Linked DNA regions of Homo sapiens: region 1 is linked to region 2. Evidence: chromatin loops called from intact Hi-C (ENCODE). Cell type or tissue: sigmoid colon. All regions are shown on one strand. Links, peaks and the distances in the headings refer to the core of each region. The heading gives the core; the rest is flanking DNA. Region 1 overlaps CEMIP (cell migration inducing hyaluronidase 1). Region 2 overlaps CEMIP (cell migration inducing hyaluronidase 1).

Region 1 (8,951 bases), core at 1,515-6,514, 120 kb before region 2:
TTTTCTAATGCATTTGTTTTTGTCAATAAAGGCAGAAGATGAGGAATGAAAACAAGAGCTAATAGTAACTATCCCACTTGACCCAATGCTTCTGTGACCAGAAGCTGGTCACTTCTGGGTTGATAAAATGGGAGCAATAATAGCACCTCCTTCAAAAGGTTGTAGTGAGGGTTAAATGAGTTCATGCAGATGTACTTAGAACAGTGGTTGGGACATAGTCAGTGTTCAGCAAGTGTTAGCTGCCATCCTCCTCCTCGTTATCATTTGTAATAGGAGCAGCAGTACGGATTTTTTTTTTTTTTTTTTTGACGGAGTCTCACTCTGTCACCCAGGTTGGAGTGCAGTGGCATGATCTCAGCTCACTGCAACCCCTGTCTCCTGGGTTCAAGCGATTCTCCTGCCTCAGCCTCCCAAGTAGCTGGGATTACAGGTGCTGCCACACCCAGCTGATTTTTGTATTTTTAGTAGAGACAAGGTTTCACTATGTTGGCCAGGCTGGTCTCGAATTCCTGTCCTCAGGTGATCCACCTGCGTTGGCCTCCCAAAATGCTGGGATTACAGGTGTGAGCCACCACACCCGGCCGGAGCAGCAGTACTGTCTTAAGAGTAGGAACCTGAAGCACTCTAAAGGTGAAATAATTTCCTCAAGGTCCAATGGCAAGTGGAACAGTCCAAATTTGAATTCGGACAGATGATTTCAGAGCCAGCAGTCTGAATTATGCTTTTCAAAATGATTTTGATGTTGTACAAGTAAGACTTAATATTTATATCAATTACTGCTATCTTTCTAAAAGGCAAATTTGATCATTTTTCTCTCACTTAAAATCCACTAGCCCCTGGGCTTCTCAAGGGTGGAAGAGATGTTTCATTCACTGAAGTAGTTCTAATACCTGGCTCCATACCTGTAGCAGCAAAGGTTTATTGATCAAAGCTGAGACACCCTCTCCCATCCATAAAAGGATAAAGTCCAAACTCTTTGGCTTTTTTTTTTTTTTTTTTTTTTTTTGAGACAGAGTCTCCCTCTGTTGCCCAGGCTGGAGTGCAGTGGTGCAATCAGCTCACTGCAAGCTCCACCTCTCGGGTTCACGCCATTCTCCTGCCTCAGCCTCCCCAGTAGCTGGGACTACAGGTGCCCGCCACCACGCCTGGCTAATTTTTTTGTATTTTTAGTAGAGACGGGGTTTCACCACGTTAGCCAGGATGGTCTCGATCTCCTGACCTCGTGATCCACCCGCCTTGGCCTCCCAAAGTGCTAGGATTACAGGTGTGAGCCACTGAGCCCGGCCTAAACTCTTTGGCTTGACACCAGAGCAACCCACGGCTTGGCCACCATCTCCAGCTCAGCCTGGTACCCAGCAGTTCTCTCTCTGCTCCAGCTAGGGCAGCACATTGGTCATTGCTTTCTTTGGCTTGAAAGATCCTCTTCAAGGTTCACATGTCGCTGACAATCTCCTACTCTTCCTTCAAGACCCAGCTCAATGTCACCCACTCTTAGAATTCTTCTCCTGCATCTTCCCTATTCCCCAAACCTCAGGGCAGAACCTGTGGGTGCCTTGGAAGATTGCTCACTGAGGGTCTTCAGTTGGACCTCAAAGGATAGGTAGGCTTTGGGCCTGTGAAGAAGGGAAAGGTACCTTAGCCAGAGTAACAGCATGGGCAACACACAGACCTGGAGAATGAATGGCTATGAGAGAGATTTCACTAATTCCTCCAAATCATTATTTTCTCCAGTGTGAGTTGTATTATTTCCTCCTCCCCATGCAGACTTAAATTCTAGGGGTGTGCTTTCTTTTTCTCTCCTTTTTTAAGAGATGGGAGTCTCACTTTCTTGGCCAGCTGGTCTCGAACTCCTGCCCTCAGTGATCCTCCCCTCTTGGCCTCCCAAAGTGCTGGGATTATAGACATGAGCCACTGGGCCAGCCCAACGGTTGCACTTTCAATACAGGTGGAGAGTGTCCCTACTGCTTTTCCTGATCCCTGAGAGGGTCTTTCAAAGGAGATCACAGTAGCAATTCACTTCTTTGGAAAAACCGGTCCAAGTAAGGAAAACCTGCCATATATACCCTGCATGTAAGACAGAGTAGAGAAGCCACTGGCCAGGATGCTGGGAGAACGGCATTCTTATCCTAACTCCGTCACTCACTAACTTTCAGACTAGAGGCAAATGCCTCAGCCTCTCTGAGATTAGGTTTCTTCATCTGTAAAATGGGTATCCTGTGGCCTGCCTGGCCCAATTCCCAGTGCTGTGGTGAAGACCAGATGAGCAACGCTCTGTCCCTATCTAGCTTTGAGACATTGGGAAAGGCATTTAATTACTATACCTTGAATTCTTTGGTCATGAAAACGAGGCCAAGAATACTTTCCAGATTGTTTGGCTATGAGGATTAGATGAAGTAACATATGGAAAATGCACAGTACAATGCCTGGTATATAGTAGATATTCAATGGATATTCTTTTCTTTTTTCCTTCCTTCCTTCCTCTCTCCCTTCCTACCTCCCTTCTTTCTTTCCTTCTTCTTTCCTTCCTTTCCTCCTTCCTTCCCTCCCTCATTCCTTCTCCTTTGTTTCTTAGTTATAAAAATAAGGAGTTAGAATAAATATCCTCTCATTAAATAGTCTAACTCTGTGCCTTTTAAAAAAAATTAAAGATCATGTTTTATTAATGAGATATTATTTGGAAAGCCAAAGAAATATATTTTCCAAGTAGGAGGGAGAAGATCCAGCTTTTTTCTGCCCTGGGAGCTCCAGAAGTTTAAGGCGAAATGATAAACATGTCAGAATGACTTCTTTATTTCTATTTATAATCTTTGCCATACAGCTCGGTGGATGGTGAGGTGCTTTTTCCAGCATAGAAACTTTCCTTGGCCGAGGAAAGGCAAGAATAAATACTTTTCCTGGGATGAGTCCATTACCGGTGCCCTCTTTCCAATATTCCTCCAGATTGAAATTTATGCTTAAAAATCCAAATGAGTTAGGAGAGACTGTGACTTTCTAAAGCAAACTCTTTTGCAATGCTATTTTACTGTGAAAAGTCAGCGCTATTTTTCTTTTTTAAGTTGTGATGGCTGCATGTGGATTTCAGGGCAAAGTGGGTATATGGTAACCCTGAGGAATTGTCTCTGATCAAGACCACAGGAGAAACTTTCCCATCTCAGCAGGGCCTCTTAAGCCCTAAATGCTTCCCTTCTCTGCATCACCACTCAGTGGTGGCTGAGGCAGGCTAGGCTAGCTACCACTCACAGTTTTCCAGGGAGTGGAAAGCTCTGAAATCAAAGAAATGGGTCCTTGAGGGAGGCAGGAAAGTTGTCTGTCTGGATGTTTCCTCGGACCTCTGTCTGCTTCCTACTCCAGGGCCTCCTGCAGGCAGGTGTTTATGCTGATCATTAGGATCTTATCACCTCTCCTCTCCTTGCCTCATTTCTGCACCACCTGGGCCAGTCCGCCCACAAATAAGCCACACCTCCTGGCCCAGGTCAAGCTACTTGTCCTCTGGGAAGCCCTCCCTGATTACTCCAGATATCAGAATTTTCTTTCCTGGAATCTTTAAAAGATTGAATCATCTCCACTGAATGATCTCCTCCAACACTCTAACCTGACCCTGTCAGCTGGATTGAAACTCTTCTCGTATATGTTTGCATGAGGAAGGGTGGGGATGGGTCTCAGGACGGGCACTGGGAGAGAAGATAGAGGTCAAACGAGGGTGAGAGGACATTGTGTCCTTGTACCTGCACAGCTCCAAGCCCAGTAATGAGCACAAACCAGGTGAGCAATGAATACTTGTGATTAGGAGCCTACAGTGCACCGTTACTCTAGGAGAGTAACTGCAAACAAAGCGGCAGACGGGGTTCTCGCTCCTCAGGCTTCAGCCCAGAGATCTTATTTATATGCCTGAACAGAGTAAAGGTAAGTCTATTATTATATTTTTATGTTTGTAATATATACTCTGCCTACTTCCAGAAAAGAATGGAGTTGGCTGACAGTAAACAGTTTATAACAAGGCTATTTATATAGAAATAGAAACGGAAAGCCATGGTGAAGGAGGAAGGAGCTAAAATGACGATACCTTGGCTGATGTAATTATTATGATTATACACAGCGTGGAGCTGGGGATGCGGAAGGCTGTGGGACAGGCTGCCCTGGAACATGTAGTGTCTGTCATTTGAAGGAGAAGTGAGGAGAAAGTTGCTCAAATAATTGGATATTGCTTATAGGAGAATAGGATTTGCATAAATGATGTGTGAGTAGGCTGGGCATAGTGGCTCACACCTGTAGTCCCAGCACTACACTACTGAGAGGACGAGGTGGGTGAATAGCTTGAGCTCAGGAGTTCAAGACCAGTCTGAGCAACACGGCAAAACCCCATCTCTACAAAAACAACAACAACAAAAATTAGCCAGCCATGGTGGTGTGTGCCTGTAGTCCCAGCTACTCAGGAGGCTGAGGTGGGAGGATCACTTGAGTCCGGGAGGTAGAGGTTGTGGTGAGCGGTGATTGCATCACTGCACTCCAGCCTGAGTGACAGAGTGGGACCCTGTCTCAAAATAATAATAATAATAATAATAATAATAATAATAATAATATGTAAGTAGAAGCAGAGAGGATTATGGGAACATTTGGGGGTATGTGGCTGTGAGGATCCTGACAACTGCTGCAAAGATGAGCGAGAACTGCAATTTAGGAGGCTGCGGTGGCAAATTGTGGCTTTATTCTTGGATGATTGTGTTTGGTGCTTCTGGGTCAATTTTCAGACAATATTTAATTTTTCAGTGAGATCTATGACTTGCTTAAATGCACCACTTCTTGTAAAAATTATATGATCAGAGCATATACATTTCCATTTTGGCAATAGGTGTTGGTCAGTTAATGTAAAAGGTTTCAGTGTTTCTTAATTATTTAACCTCTCTGGGCATTCGTCATCTTATTTGTATGATGTAGATAATAGCATTTTTCCTATTTTACGTGGTTGTTGAGAGGATCCGATGGAATGACTAGCTGAAAGTGTTTGTAAAAGTCAGGATAAGTAAAGCAATGCTGCAGGAACAAACAATCCCCAAATTTCAGCAGCTTACTACAAAAAAATATGTATTTCTCACTCATGTTCATGTCCAATGTGTGTTAGCAAGGAGATACTGTCTCTCACAGTCATGCAAGACCCCTTGCTGGGGAAGCTGCACCTCCATATATGCTTCTACCATCACCAGGGCAGAGGAGAGGGAGCATGGTGGATCATACACTGGCTCTTAAGACTTCACTTGTGTGACATATGTCACTTCTACTCATGTATCATCGGCCAAACCAAGTCACATGGCCATAGTCTCACTTGAAAAGGGGCAGGAGAAGTGCAAACTTATCATGGGCCCAAAGGAGAAGAGAATCAGAGTATTTCTGAACAGTTTTAATTTTGGCACAGACTTGAAAGTACTTAGAATTAGCTCCAAAAATATATGAATATTTTCATTCTCCAAGCAGCTGTATTTGTATCACAACGGAAGTCCTGAACTCTAAGCTGCAGGGAGCATTACTGATGTCAGAATAGCTCATCAATTTCAACAGGTCAACTCCACGATGTAGCAGTGGTCCAAACTGAAGCCAGTGCACCACTTACTAGCTACTGCAGACAGACTGGAGAAGTCTCACCTCGTGCCAACTCCCACTGATTGTTGGTGGCTTCTGGGAGATTTGTGTAAAGGATTGGTTCTGGGGCTTGTAGAGAAAGAGTTGTAATTGATTAATAATGTCTAACATGGGAACAAGAAGTGGGGAGTGGAAGCCATTGCCAGGCTTTTGTCAACCTTAATCAATCGCATCGCTCAGAGGGCTTCACAGTAGCTGTTGAAAGGATTTGCCTACAGAGATCCATCCTGGGGAGTGGCTTCCAAACTCCTCTCTTCCCAGCGTGCATTACAGGGCCAGTCCACAGCTTACAAAGGACCAGGTTATCTCTGCATTGTCCCAGGTTCAGCCCAGCCTGGGCATCTTCAGTCTTCTTTGGCTGTACCAGGTAACACATCTTTCTAGAGACCCTGAGAGAATGCCATTTTCTGAGTTTCCACAGGCTAGCCAGAAAGGCTGTTAAATAACTCACCCAGCTAGTTCTTTCCAAAAATACCCAGTCCTATTTTTAAAATGGAGGATTATATAATTCTTCAACTGGCCTCACTCATTTCCCTTTTTGCATAGATGCCATGCCTGTCAGAGTGTGGTTAGGAGCTCAGGAAGCCATGGAGAGGCACAGGATTTGAAATCTGCAGTCTCATGAGACAGGAAGTTGATTCCACTCATGGCAGGGTTGGGTCCTGTCTAGTGGATGGTCACTCTTAGGGATGGTTCCAGATGTCTTGCTGGGTTCGGCTTGCTTATGTTTGCTTTAATCAGGATGCCAGTGGTGTGGTTCAGAAGTTGCTTTTCATCTGGGATCTTTGTCATATCCATTAATGTCTTGATCATGACAGGATGTGACCTGGAATGGGAACATTGGTACAATTCCTCAAATTTATGTTCACCAAGACCAATGACAGCACACCCTGAGTATTCCCCCTTTACCCTCTACAGCATTCATAAACAGAAATTGGGGACTTTAATCATTTTAAATGATGGGCTAGATTGCTTTCAGCCTATTTTGTTTTAAGGAGGAAAGAAAGGATCTTCTCTTAGAGAAAGAGGAAGGGAATGGGGGAACATTTATTAAGCACCTACTTTAGGCCCATGCCAGGTATTTCTTATACATTATGACATTGATCCTCATGAATATCCTTGAGCTATGGGTCTCAATAACCCTATTTTGTGGATGGAGGAAACTGAGGCTCAGTTAAGTTGGTTGACTTGGTCACTTGGTCACAATAGGACAGAGTCAGGATTCAAAGGCAAGTCTGTCTGAAACCCCTTGACTTCTGCAGTCAACCAGAGAATTGAATTGTAGACATCTCAAAGTGGCCAGCATGACAAGGGTGGGACAGTGAAGCTCAACCAGCCTTTCTCTTGCCCATGTTAATCTTTGATTCTCGGCTAAGGTCACAGCTCCTGCTCTGGACTGTTCCAGAATTCCGTGGGGCTGTGCAAAAACATGCCACCTCTTCTGTCTCCCTCTCTCTCTGAGTTGGATGTTTCTTTTCCCTGACTGATTTTCCTCTATTTAATCTGGAATTCTCCAGGGCAGTGGTATTCCATGGTAGTGCTGCTACCCAGACTGGTCAGAGGAAAGTGGGCAGCCTGTTCCTTATAAATACCGTGAGTCACATGTCTTCCCAACTGCCAAAAATATTCAAGCAGAGCCCAGTATTCCTTTGGCCTGCATAAATTTCTGAGGACTGGTAGCATAGTGTATCCTTTATATTCATAGATGCGTATGCTCTCCTGGGGTCTTCTTAGCTTAGGAACCTGGTTTTTGATGGGTCAAGGTTTTTTCCTTGATTCATCCAACCTGAACCACAGTCAGGATCATCAGTTACAAGGAGTAGCAGTGGATCACAGCATAGGATGTGGATTCAGGAGGGCTGGCTTGGCTGCTGACTAGCCAAGTGACCCTGAACTACTCCCTCAACTTTCTGATTCTCAGTTTCTGAGTCTGTAAAAGGGGGTAATAATAGTTATTAAGGGCACAGGCCATAGAAGCTGATAGATCTGGATTTAATTCCCGAGGACAGTGAGAACTAGGTAACTGTAGTTAAGTCCCTCAACCTTTTCAAACCTCAGTTTTCTCACCTATTATAGAAAAGAAATTATAATAATACTTAACCCGCTGGGACGCTGTACACAGTAAATGAATGTAAACATGGGAATACTTAGGACAATTTCTGGTATTTAATAAATGTTAAATATGTTTTGAATATTACTGTTTTATGTTATTATTAACTAGTTTACAAGGGGAGGATCAAGTAAACTAAAAATGTGAAAGTGTCTGATACAGAGTTTGGAACCCAAAAGATGCTTCAAAATAGTGAAATTTGCACTTCATCATAAAGATGTGAAACCTTTGAGAAGGCAGTAGTTGGAAAGGAACTGTTCAAACAACTGGCTCTGTGCTGGTTGCTCAGAATTTAGAGATGAGCTTCACTCATCTGCTGGCCCCTTGGAGCACATAATCTCACGGGGAAATAGCTGCTGGCAGGATGGCATTGTGAGGATGCAGACAACTCAGAGGAATGAGGGAGCAGGGAGCATGGGAGACTCATTATTTCCTGGCTTATTGCATTCAGGAACCTTAATTTCTGTTTTATTCCTGGTGGTTTGATCTACCAGTGCTGTCAGTGACCAGAAAGAGAAGCAGAGGTCAAGTTATAAAAGTTCATGTTAGGAAGTTATGACCCATATATAGCCAACAGCTGTGGAAAGCGTTTAGGCAGGAGAAAGGATGAGTACAGGTGCTTTCTAGGAAGATAGTTCTGGCAACTACGTGGATTGGGTAGAAGCAGGTAGATAAAAGCAGGGAGATCGGCAGGGAGGCTTTTTCCATCAACCAGGTGAAAATAATAGGGTCCGAAAATAGAAGAGCATATTCAAGAGGCCTGTGAGAGATGAGTAGACAGGTTCATCCAAGAAGACAGGCTGAAGGGTTGCCACTCAATCAGGGTGTGAGAGGGGACAGTGTGAGGGAGAGGGAATGAGGTCTTTGGGGGAGAAAAGACCTTTGTGTATCCCTTACATCTCTTTCTCTCCATTGGAACTTCTTCTAATGGGCTACTTAGAGGTGCCCATGGGCCATGGAACAAATTGGGGCTGAAAGGAGAAGGAGGACTGCCTGAAGGCACAGCTCTGTGTGGCAGATCCCTGAAAGGGACTCTCAGGACAGTCTCCCCTTGGGATTAGAAAGGTATGCATGTCAGGAGCTCTTGGAAGCACTTGAACTTTCTAGAGGCCGCCATGTTGGAAGGCTGTTGTTTGCCATTGGGCACCTGAAGAGTGACACAGCTGGTTTTCTTTTCCTCCTGGTTGCTGCACCTTGAGACTGTGGT
Region 2 (8,951 bases), core at 2,481-7,480:
CAAGGCAAAATCTTCAAGTCACCAGTTCTTGTCCAGTCTCTCCTACCTCCACGTCCAAGCCTGTTGCCGCTTCCCACCTCCTTCTGGGTCTCAGGGCCTTCTTGGGGTTCTCTGTCAGCCTACAGTCTTGCTTTTCAGTGGGGCCTCCCTTTCTTCTAGGGGTGCTGAAAATGTTGCCTTACAATTATTTTTATCATGTTTATCACCTTCCATTCTGTGTCCTTTTCCCCTCTGTTTCCCAAACCCAGCACACTGCCAATGTGAAAGGCTTACTCCCAGAGGAGAAACTCATGTGGGTCTTAATCTGATTTAATTGTTATAGCAACTAAAACTAAGGCGATAATGACTAACAGCTCTATCTTCCCAAGAAACATAATATTGGCACGCTCCAGTGGTATTTACAGTATTTACCCAATGACTCTTTATGTAATGGAAAAATTGGGGAAAATGTTGAAATACAGGACCATTCTCCAAACTCCAAACTAGCAACTAGATGGATATTCAACTCATCCATCCATTCATCCATCCATCCATTCACCCGGCAGTCATTCATTGACACTTAGTGTGTCTATACATGCTTTAAATTAATTAATGAATTAATAATTAATTAATAATGATCTGGGGCAGGGGGAGTTTCTAGAGGTGGGGATCAGGAATGGTTTTACCCAGGAAGTCTCTGCTACCATCCACCTCAGAAGGGGCAAACATGGCGTTTAGACTGACGTCTTACTTCCTTAACTCCATAGGAATGGAAAACATTTAGACTGACATCTTACTTCCTTAACTCCGTAGGAATTTTCCAATTAGAGGAATTCAGTTATATGATGGCCCCATCAACATCCAAAACTGCACTTTCCGAAAGTTTGTGGCCCTGGAGGGCCGGCACACCAGCGCCCTGGCCTTCCGCCTGAATAATGCCTGGCAGAGCTGCCCCCATAACAACGTGACCGGCATTGCCTTTGAGGACGTTCCGGTGAGTGAGGCGCCAGGGCAGACTCCCGGCAAACCCAGACTTTGGATGGTGATTCACAAGTCCCCTGGGTCCCAGAGTTTGAGCTATTGCCACCACCGCAGGGGTTGAGAAGCCTCCTCCAACTAGGCTGGGCCATGTCCCAGTTTGCTCTTCATCCAAACTGGAAAAGTACAAGCGTAGGTTGCCCCACAGGTCAGGTCTGGGTAAATGCCCGCTTGCTCTCTCCCTGCTCAAAACTCAGGCGAGCCTCTGGAGGAACCCGACGTGTGGACTGAGGTTCCTAGGCTGTTCCTCCAAGGGACTTGACTTTGACAAACTGAGTCTTCTGACCAGGCCACCTGAGTTGGCACAAAGAATCTAACAAGCCCCACAGTTTCCAAGGGAAGTCTTAGCTGATGATGTTCTGTTTAATCTCTCCCCGAGAGCAGACTATAAACAGAGGCCTCCTTGCCCTAGACAGAGAAGGCAGAAGAGGGGCGGAGGATTAGGAGATCAGGAGCAAGGGCTGCCCTGTGAGACCAGCCGGGGCCAGTCCTCCTGTGCATTTCCTTCAGGTTATGGATTCCCAGACTTTTCCCTCCTTCTCCTCCCTGCTCCTGCCTTTTGCCTGTTTGCCCAGTTCCTGGCAGGCTGAGGGAAACGATGTGAAACTGAAATGACTTAATGTCTTTACTCAGGCAACTGAGAGCCTGAAAGAGGTCAGTTATGGAAATCTGCAAGGGCTCATGCTGCAAAACTGTCTTCCTGAAACGTGCCACATGCATCTTCTCTCGCACACGGATGCCCCCGTGTATGTGTGTGTGTATGTGTAAAAGTGTGTGTACCCTTTCTCATACACACATCACCCCCACCTCCCTCTCACACACAGTCACACTCACAGTCCTCAGTCCCCCTCCTCCATCTCTGCAGTTGGTGAAGGCTGTGTGTCAGAGCAGTCTCCAAGCTCATCCACAGCAGCCAACCCTCCAGTGAGCAGAGGCCAAAAGCATGTGCTAGGTCTGGGAGTTGAGGCACAGTGAACCTTTGACTGTGACTCCGGTTGCATCGGAGGGGTCAGCCACGTGGTTTCTCTCAGTGCCCGAGAGCATCTTTGTTTTGGCTGGCTTGTAACGTCAGTGGAAATCGGAAACCTCGCCCTGGCCTGATGACGGCTGCAGTTTCCCTTCACCTTCTAGCCCTGCCTAACTTTCCTGGGCTCTGTTTAGATTACTTCCAGAGTGTTCTTCGGAGAGCCTGGGCCCTGGTTCAACCAGCTGGACATGGATGGGGATAAGACATCTGTGTTCCATGACGTCGACGGCTCCGTGTCCGAGTACCCTGGCTCCTACCTCACGAAGAATGACAACTGGCTGGTCCGGCACCCAGACTGCATCAATGTTCCCGACTGGAGAGGGGCCATTTGCAGTGGGTGCTATGCACAGGTGGGGACACCATTCTGGGGGCCGGCCACTCACTTATTCACTCATGCAACAAGCATTCAGTGAGTGTCTACTCTATGCCTGGCTCTGTTTCAGGCCAGAAAGAGATACAGAATTTTTTTTTCTTTTTCTTTCTTTCCTTTTATTTTTTCCCCTCACCCAGTAGGATTTTTACAAAGTTAAAGTCAAAACACTTGGTGAGCAAAATGCTTAGAAAAAAAGAACCCTCTGGGTCAACTGCTTCGATTCAAGTCAGGCTCCAACACTTACCATTGGACCTTGGGCAAATTACTTGGTCTCTTGGAGCCTCAGTTTCCTCACCTGTAAAATAGTTGAACTTTCCTAGCGAGATTTTGGGGGTGGCTTCAGAAAATACAAGTAAAATGTTTCATCAGCCTTATCCAATAGAAATATAATGCAAGCCACACATGTAATCTTAAATTTTCTGGTAGCCATGTTAAAAAGTAAAAAGAAACAGAATTTAATTTTAATAATACTTTAATTGTATTAAAAATACTATCATTCAAAATGAATCAGTGTAGAAAATCATTAAAAACACTTCTTGTTTTTTTTCTAAGTCTTCAAAGTCTACTGTGTATTTTACACTTATAGCCCACTCAATTTTCAACCAAGGGAAGTGTAGTCCTACTGAAACAATAACGTTGTGTTTAATGTGAATTTTTAATTTTATTTTTAATTTATTTTTGCATTTTTATTGCTATATCATAGTATATTCTCTTGGAGAATGTGTGATATTTGATATATGTATACAATGTGTAATGATCAAATCAGGGTAATGGGATAGGAAAAAATATTTACATTGCTTTTGTTTTGAAATTTAAATGAATTGAAGTTTAAAATTCAGATCCTGAGTCACAGTGGCCACATGTCCAGTGCTCAGTGGCCACATGAGGGACAGGGCAGGTCTAGATGGTGCCTAGAACAGGGCAGAACTTAAAATATTAGTTAGCTATTATTATATTATTGTTACTTCTAGTATTTTGATGAATGACTAATGAATAAATGAGTAACGGGAGAGAGGCCTGAGAAAATGAATTGTCAGGTTCACAGTGAGCCAGGTCGTCTCAGAGAATGAAGGAAACATGTATGAATAGCTGTCTTCACAACTATCCTACAAGGCAGGCATTATTATCACCACCGTGGGTGTCAGGAATTGGGGTGTTAGAAAGGAGCTAAATGGTGGTTTGGGGGTGGAGGAGTGATAGGAGAGGGAGATGGTGTTGGGCTGAAGGAAAAGGGCCATAAGGGGCAAAGAGGGCACAGGGTGCAGCTGGTGGGGGTCAGGTGCCAGAGTAGGTGGCAGGGCTAGCATTTAGCAGGAAGAAGGACCAGAGGAAGACAGGGCAGAGGGCAGGAAGCTGAGGGTGTTTCTCTCTGCAGTAGAATGTGATGTCATGTGCTGAGAATGTGGGGACTGGGCTTGAGGAAAGTAACCTCCAGAGAGCGATAAAGATTTGGAAGAGTTGCTGTAGAGAGTGGAAAATGTTGACAAGAAGCTTGTGGAAGGAGTGCCTGGCAGTGTTGAAAACCCAGTGGAGACTGGAGGCGGTGCATTTGCAGAGGCACCTCTCTCCCAGGCTGTGGGATTTTCTCAGCCCTGCTCAAGAGCCCTGGGAGAGGCGGAGCTGTGCAATGAGCCATGGGGTGGCTTCTGCTGTAGGTGTGGGCAGAGGAAGGGCCAAGATGCTAATGGGAGTGAGTGGTTGATATGATGATGTGAGGAAGATAAGAAGGGAAGTGGGGTCAGAAGGGAGCTGATGGAGGACAGTCATGTCCTGAATAATTGAAGGATGACCAAACCCTCAAGCCTGGCATCCACACTGTCAGCATTACACAGCCTCAGCTCAAGGTCTAGGTATCCCATATGGAGCCTTGATTTTCCTTCCCACACTTTCTTTCTGATATGTTGCTTATCTTCTGTGAAAAAAAAGCTCATCGTTAGAGCTTGCCAGATTATCATAACTGGCAACTGGTTATTAACGGTTATTCATAATATTTTCCCTTCACTTTACATCTTACAAAATGCTTTAATGTACGCTTTACCTTCTGATACTCAGGGCAACTTCCTAAGATGGGCAGGGTTGGTTCTCTTTCCATCTTATATGCGATAAAACTAGAGGGGAAGATAAGCACTTCCTTCCAAAAGCACAACATCATTGCACGTTGGTGTGATTGTCTCTCTTGGCCACAGTTATGGGGATATTGTCTTATGAATTTGGGATGTGCCATAAAACAGGACATGGCGTTTTTTTTGTTTTTGTTTTTGTTTTGAGATGGAGTTTCGCTCTTGTTGCCCAGGCTGGAGTGCAATGGGCAATGGCGTGATCTCGGCTCACTGCAACCCCCGCCTCCCAGGTTCAAGCGATTCTCCTGCCTCAGCCTCCCTAGTAGCTGGGATTACAAGCATGTGCCACCATGCCCAGCTAATTTTGTATTTTTAGTAGAGGCAGGGTTTCTCCATGTTGGTCAGGCTGGTCTCGAACTCCCAACCTCAGGTGATCCACCCGCCTCGGCCTCCCAAAGTGCTGGGATTACAGGCATGAGCCACCGCGCCCGGCCAACACAGTGTTTTAAACCAATGCTGGGATAAAGCATCCAGGCTCTTAGGTCCCTGGAACTCAATGGCTGACAGTCTTGCTTTCAGTTTTTCCTCTGAAATGAGGCACCATTTATTCATGCAGTGTGTTGTGGCACCACAAGGACTGGCCTCAGGGGCCAGACACTGAGAGGGAGTAGGAGGGAGAAGTAGGCCAACACACCCAGGCACTCTCTAAAATCAGGCAGAGCAACTGCCAGTTATAGGCGAGTTGCATTTTATGGTAGAATTAAAAAAGTTCTCTCTCTCTCTCTCTTACTCCCTTCCTCCTCCGTCCACATCTCTGTCCTTTGTCCAAAATTTGCCATCTGACTATTATGCAGACTCTTCTCAAATTTCCACTGGAAGCTCAACAGAGCACTTTTATGAAGATGAACAGAAAGCATTAGCTGGATTACACAGTAAGGCCTGGGCTGCGTCCATCAGCAGAAAGAGATGTCCCCTTATTTGGCCTTTCTTTCATTCAAGCCTTCTAAAAAGGGTTCTGTAAAGAGAAAGTGCCTTTGAAAGTGCGGTCTATAGTCAGATGTTAGCCAGACGCTCTTGGAATAATCCTTCGTAATAGCCTCATTGTGTGTTTCCTTTTTGGGTTTTAAAAGATGTACATTCAAGCCTACAAGACCAGTAACCTGCGAATGAAGATCATCAAGAATGACTTCCCCAGCCACCCTCTTTACCTGGAGGGGGCGCTCACCAGGAGCACCCATTACCAGCAATACCAACCGGTTGTCACCCTGCAGAAGGGCTACACCATCCACTGGGACCAGACGGCCCCCGCCGAACTCGCCATCTGGCTCATCAACTTCAACAAGTGAGTGGGTGTCCAGCCAGGAGCAGTGAGCTCAAAGCTGATAACGATGCCTTGTTGCAAAGTCCTGGACTTGCGTCTAACGAAACCACAGGCTAGCCCATGTGATCCATGCAGGAGTACCTAGAGGGGTTGACATCACCCAGGAGTTAAGAATTAAAGGACACAGGCCAAGCCCCCGCTCCAGCATGGGTAACCTTGGCCAGCGCACGTAACCTCTTGAGCCTGAGCTCCTTGATCTTTGAGTTGAGGATAGTATTACCTTGCAGGAGTGCAATGAGGACCCAAGGAGATAAGGTATGGCGGGCACCCAGGACCTGGCATTAGCCAGTGCTCGACAGATGACAAAAATATCTGGGTATTGTTGTTACCATCCTACAGAGAGGGAAACGAGGCTCTGCGAGATAAAGTGTTGAGGCCGAGGGCATCTGGATAGGGCTTCATATATTTAGATTCTAGTATTTTCTATGCACATTATTTACTTGTCACAGTATTTCTGTGAGACAGACATTTACCAGATGTGGGAAATGAGACCAAAGCGATGAAATCGGCCCTACAATCAAGCTGGACCCAGAAGGGGCTCAGCCTAGGTCCTTTGGATCCTGTGCTCTTTAACTACGAAAAGAATGTCTTTTTCCCAAAGTTCCATATGCAGCACCCCCAGGGTTGGCCCTGGAGACACACCAGTGAAGCATTCAGGCTCTTTGCTCATGGGCAGCCATTGTCTCTCCCTCTCTCCTTGAACACTGCAACTCAGTCACCACGACAGCAAATGTGCTTTCAAAATTTCCCATACAAAAGTGGAGGTGTCATTTGGTGGAGATTTTTTGGTCTCTTTCTCCAAGGCATGCTCCAAAGGCCCTGTGGCCTGGACACCCTTGCTTGTAACCTGACTCTACTTCCAATCCTAGGGGCGACTGGATCCGAGTGGGGCTCTGCTACCCGCGAGGCACCACATTCTCCATCCTCTCGGATGTTCACAATCGCCTGCTGAAGCAAACGTCCAAGACGGGCGTCTTCGTGAGGACCTTGCAGATGGACAAAGTGGAGCAGAGCTACCCTGGCAGGAGCCACTACTACTGGGACGAGGACTCAGGGTGAGCAGGCGCCCACTTGGCTGCAGGAAAGTGGCTCAACCTCATCTTGTCCCCTTGGCCTTTCCAATAAGTCTAAGAACAGCCATGTAGTTAATGCCAATTAATGTAAGACACCTTTCTAGGCATTTTGACTCTAAGGCTGACTGTCCCATACATTAACGACATTTTTAAAGCTATTAAGCTTTAAAAGTAAAATAAACACCCTATTAAATATACATGTGAATTGTAGGGAATTTACATATTTCAGAAAAAAAAAAGTGAAGGCAGTAAATCTTAGAATCCAGAAAACATGGTACATTATCTCAAATCCTCACAACAACCTGCTTGGAGCAGAGGATTAAGAGATGGGCAGCTGGGTGTGGTGACTCACGCTTCCCAGCACTTTGGGAGGCCGAGGTGGGTGGATCACAAGGTCAGGAGTTCGAGACCAGCCTGGCCAACATGGTGAAACCCCGTCTCTACTAAAAATACAAAAATTAGCTGGGCATGGTGGCGCGTGCCTGTAATCCCAGCTACTCAGGAGGCTGAGGCAGGAGAATTGCTTGAACCTGGGAGGCGGAGGTTGCAGTGAGCCAAGATACTGCCATTGCATTCCAGCCTGGGTGACAGAGAGAGTGAGAGATGGGCAAAGAAGGCACAGGGAAAATAGGAGAGACTTCCTGAGATCATAGCATAAAGCTGACCCAGCTGGATTTGAACCTAGATCTGTCTGTCTTCAAAGCCCTCACCCTTTTGCTAACCTGCACTAGGTTCTATTCAATAGAGATATAATGAAAACAGAGTATCTGTTTCTGGGAGTTCTTTGATCCCCTCTCTTAAAAAGAAATTTCGTCTAATGTCTTAAGAATGCCAACCCAGCTCCACAGCAACGTCGATAGCAAACTGTGAGGAGTAAGGGTAAAAGATCAGTTGATGGCCAGTTTTCTATTCTTATATGGAAGTCAATGATAAAGAAACTGATAACAGATGATCTATCTTATTTATGGCTCCATCAATTTGATTAAGGGAAAATTAAAATTTAGAATCAAAAGTATAAGTAAAATGTTGGGATGGGAGGGCAATAAAAAACACCTCTTTCCCCACACAAGTGCTACGCCAGCTGGGGGCAGACAAGCTGGCAGGGGAAGAGGAAGTGATCCACCTTACTGATGATAAAGCTGTTGGAGAATAGAGCTTTCCAATATCATCCCCAATTTTACCTCCTCCGCCCCAGGGAGCACTGGGCAATTACAGGCTCCCCACATAGGGCCCAGCCCGAAAACCTCAGAGCATGGAAGACAGACCAGAGTGCCCCTGCTCTACGGGCTGAGCCAAATACCCAAAACCAACCAATTATATGAGACACTCTCTTCCCATGGGAAGAAGTGGATGAGGGGAGGGCCCAGGGGCCAGGAGTATTTAGGAAAATCCTCCCATATGAATACCAGAGGAGGAGGAGTGAGATATGCCCCACATACCACTAGGAAATATTATGATTAAAGTAACAGATGTTGATAAGGTAAAGTCCCTGGGATACCATCCATGCAGATTTTCTTCTTTCCGGCTCATGAGTGAAATGTTCAAAAGATGTGAATTTTTCAAATGGAAACTTCCACTAAGTAAGTTGAACCTCTTTGATCAAAGTCTTAAAAATCTAAGGCTGGTCTGCTTGTCACCTTAAGCACATTTTTTGGTTGGTAGCATAGCTTAGCCCTATGCCTGTTGATCATTGTGTTGTGTTTCAATTCAGCAACGCCTTAGGGACCAGGAGTTGGGTTATAGGGGGTCTGTTTCCTATGGAGAAGGGCTGCAAACTCTTGGGCTTTTAAAAATCTTTCTGCCTTATACGTTTGTTGTTTCTTATACTCAGAGCACCTGCCTTTAGCAGCTACCTTCTAATAATCTACTATGGGCTAGGATACTTAACAACCAGCTTGCTATAATTAGGGGTAAAATTAAAATAAGTCAGCTAAAAGGGAGGGGATTTCAAAGTGTGAAATATATAAGCTCTGAATCATCTCTCATTTTTTCCAGGTTAAAAAAACTGTTAAGTGATTGT

The links. Peaks named below come from ENCODE experiments on the same cell type or tissue, not always from the same donor. Only the 100,000 strongest peaks of a DNase experiment are listed, where the experiment ranks them.
Region 1: it touches region 2 in a loop (5-fold over the local background); 1 of 110 quality-filtered maps calls a loop at or near these places.

Annotation. Positions count from the first base shown.
Region 1 is chr15:80,813,063-80,822,013 of GRCh38, forward strand. All of the region lies in intron 1 of CEMIP (cell migration inducing hyaluronidase 1), which reads left to right. LOC124903539 (a long non-coding RNA gene) reads right to left here. Exons shown (of 2, transcript XR_007064733.1): 2 at 5,381-6,460. Among named protein-coding and RNA genes, the nearest start is that of MIR549A, 25 kb to the right of the region's middle. In sigmoid colon, for the core only: no CTCF peak of the experiment used is centred there; no DNase peak of the experiment used is centred there.
Region 2 is chr15:80,931,067-80,940,017 of GRCh38, forward strand. CEMIP (cell migration inducing hyaluronidase 1) reads left to right here. Exons shown (of 30, transcript NM_001293298.2): 22 at 793-973; 23 at 2,179-2,394; 24 at 5,608-5,819; 25 at 6,728-6,913. Among named protein-coding and RNA genes, the nearest start is that of MESD, 54 kb to the right of the region's middle. In sigmoid colon, for the core only: no CTCF peak of the experiment used is centred there; DNase peaks (open chromatin) are centred at 5,425, 5,796 and 6,826.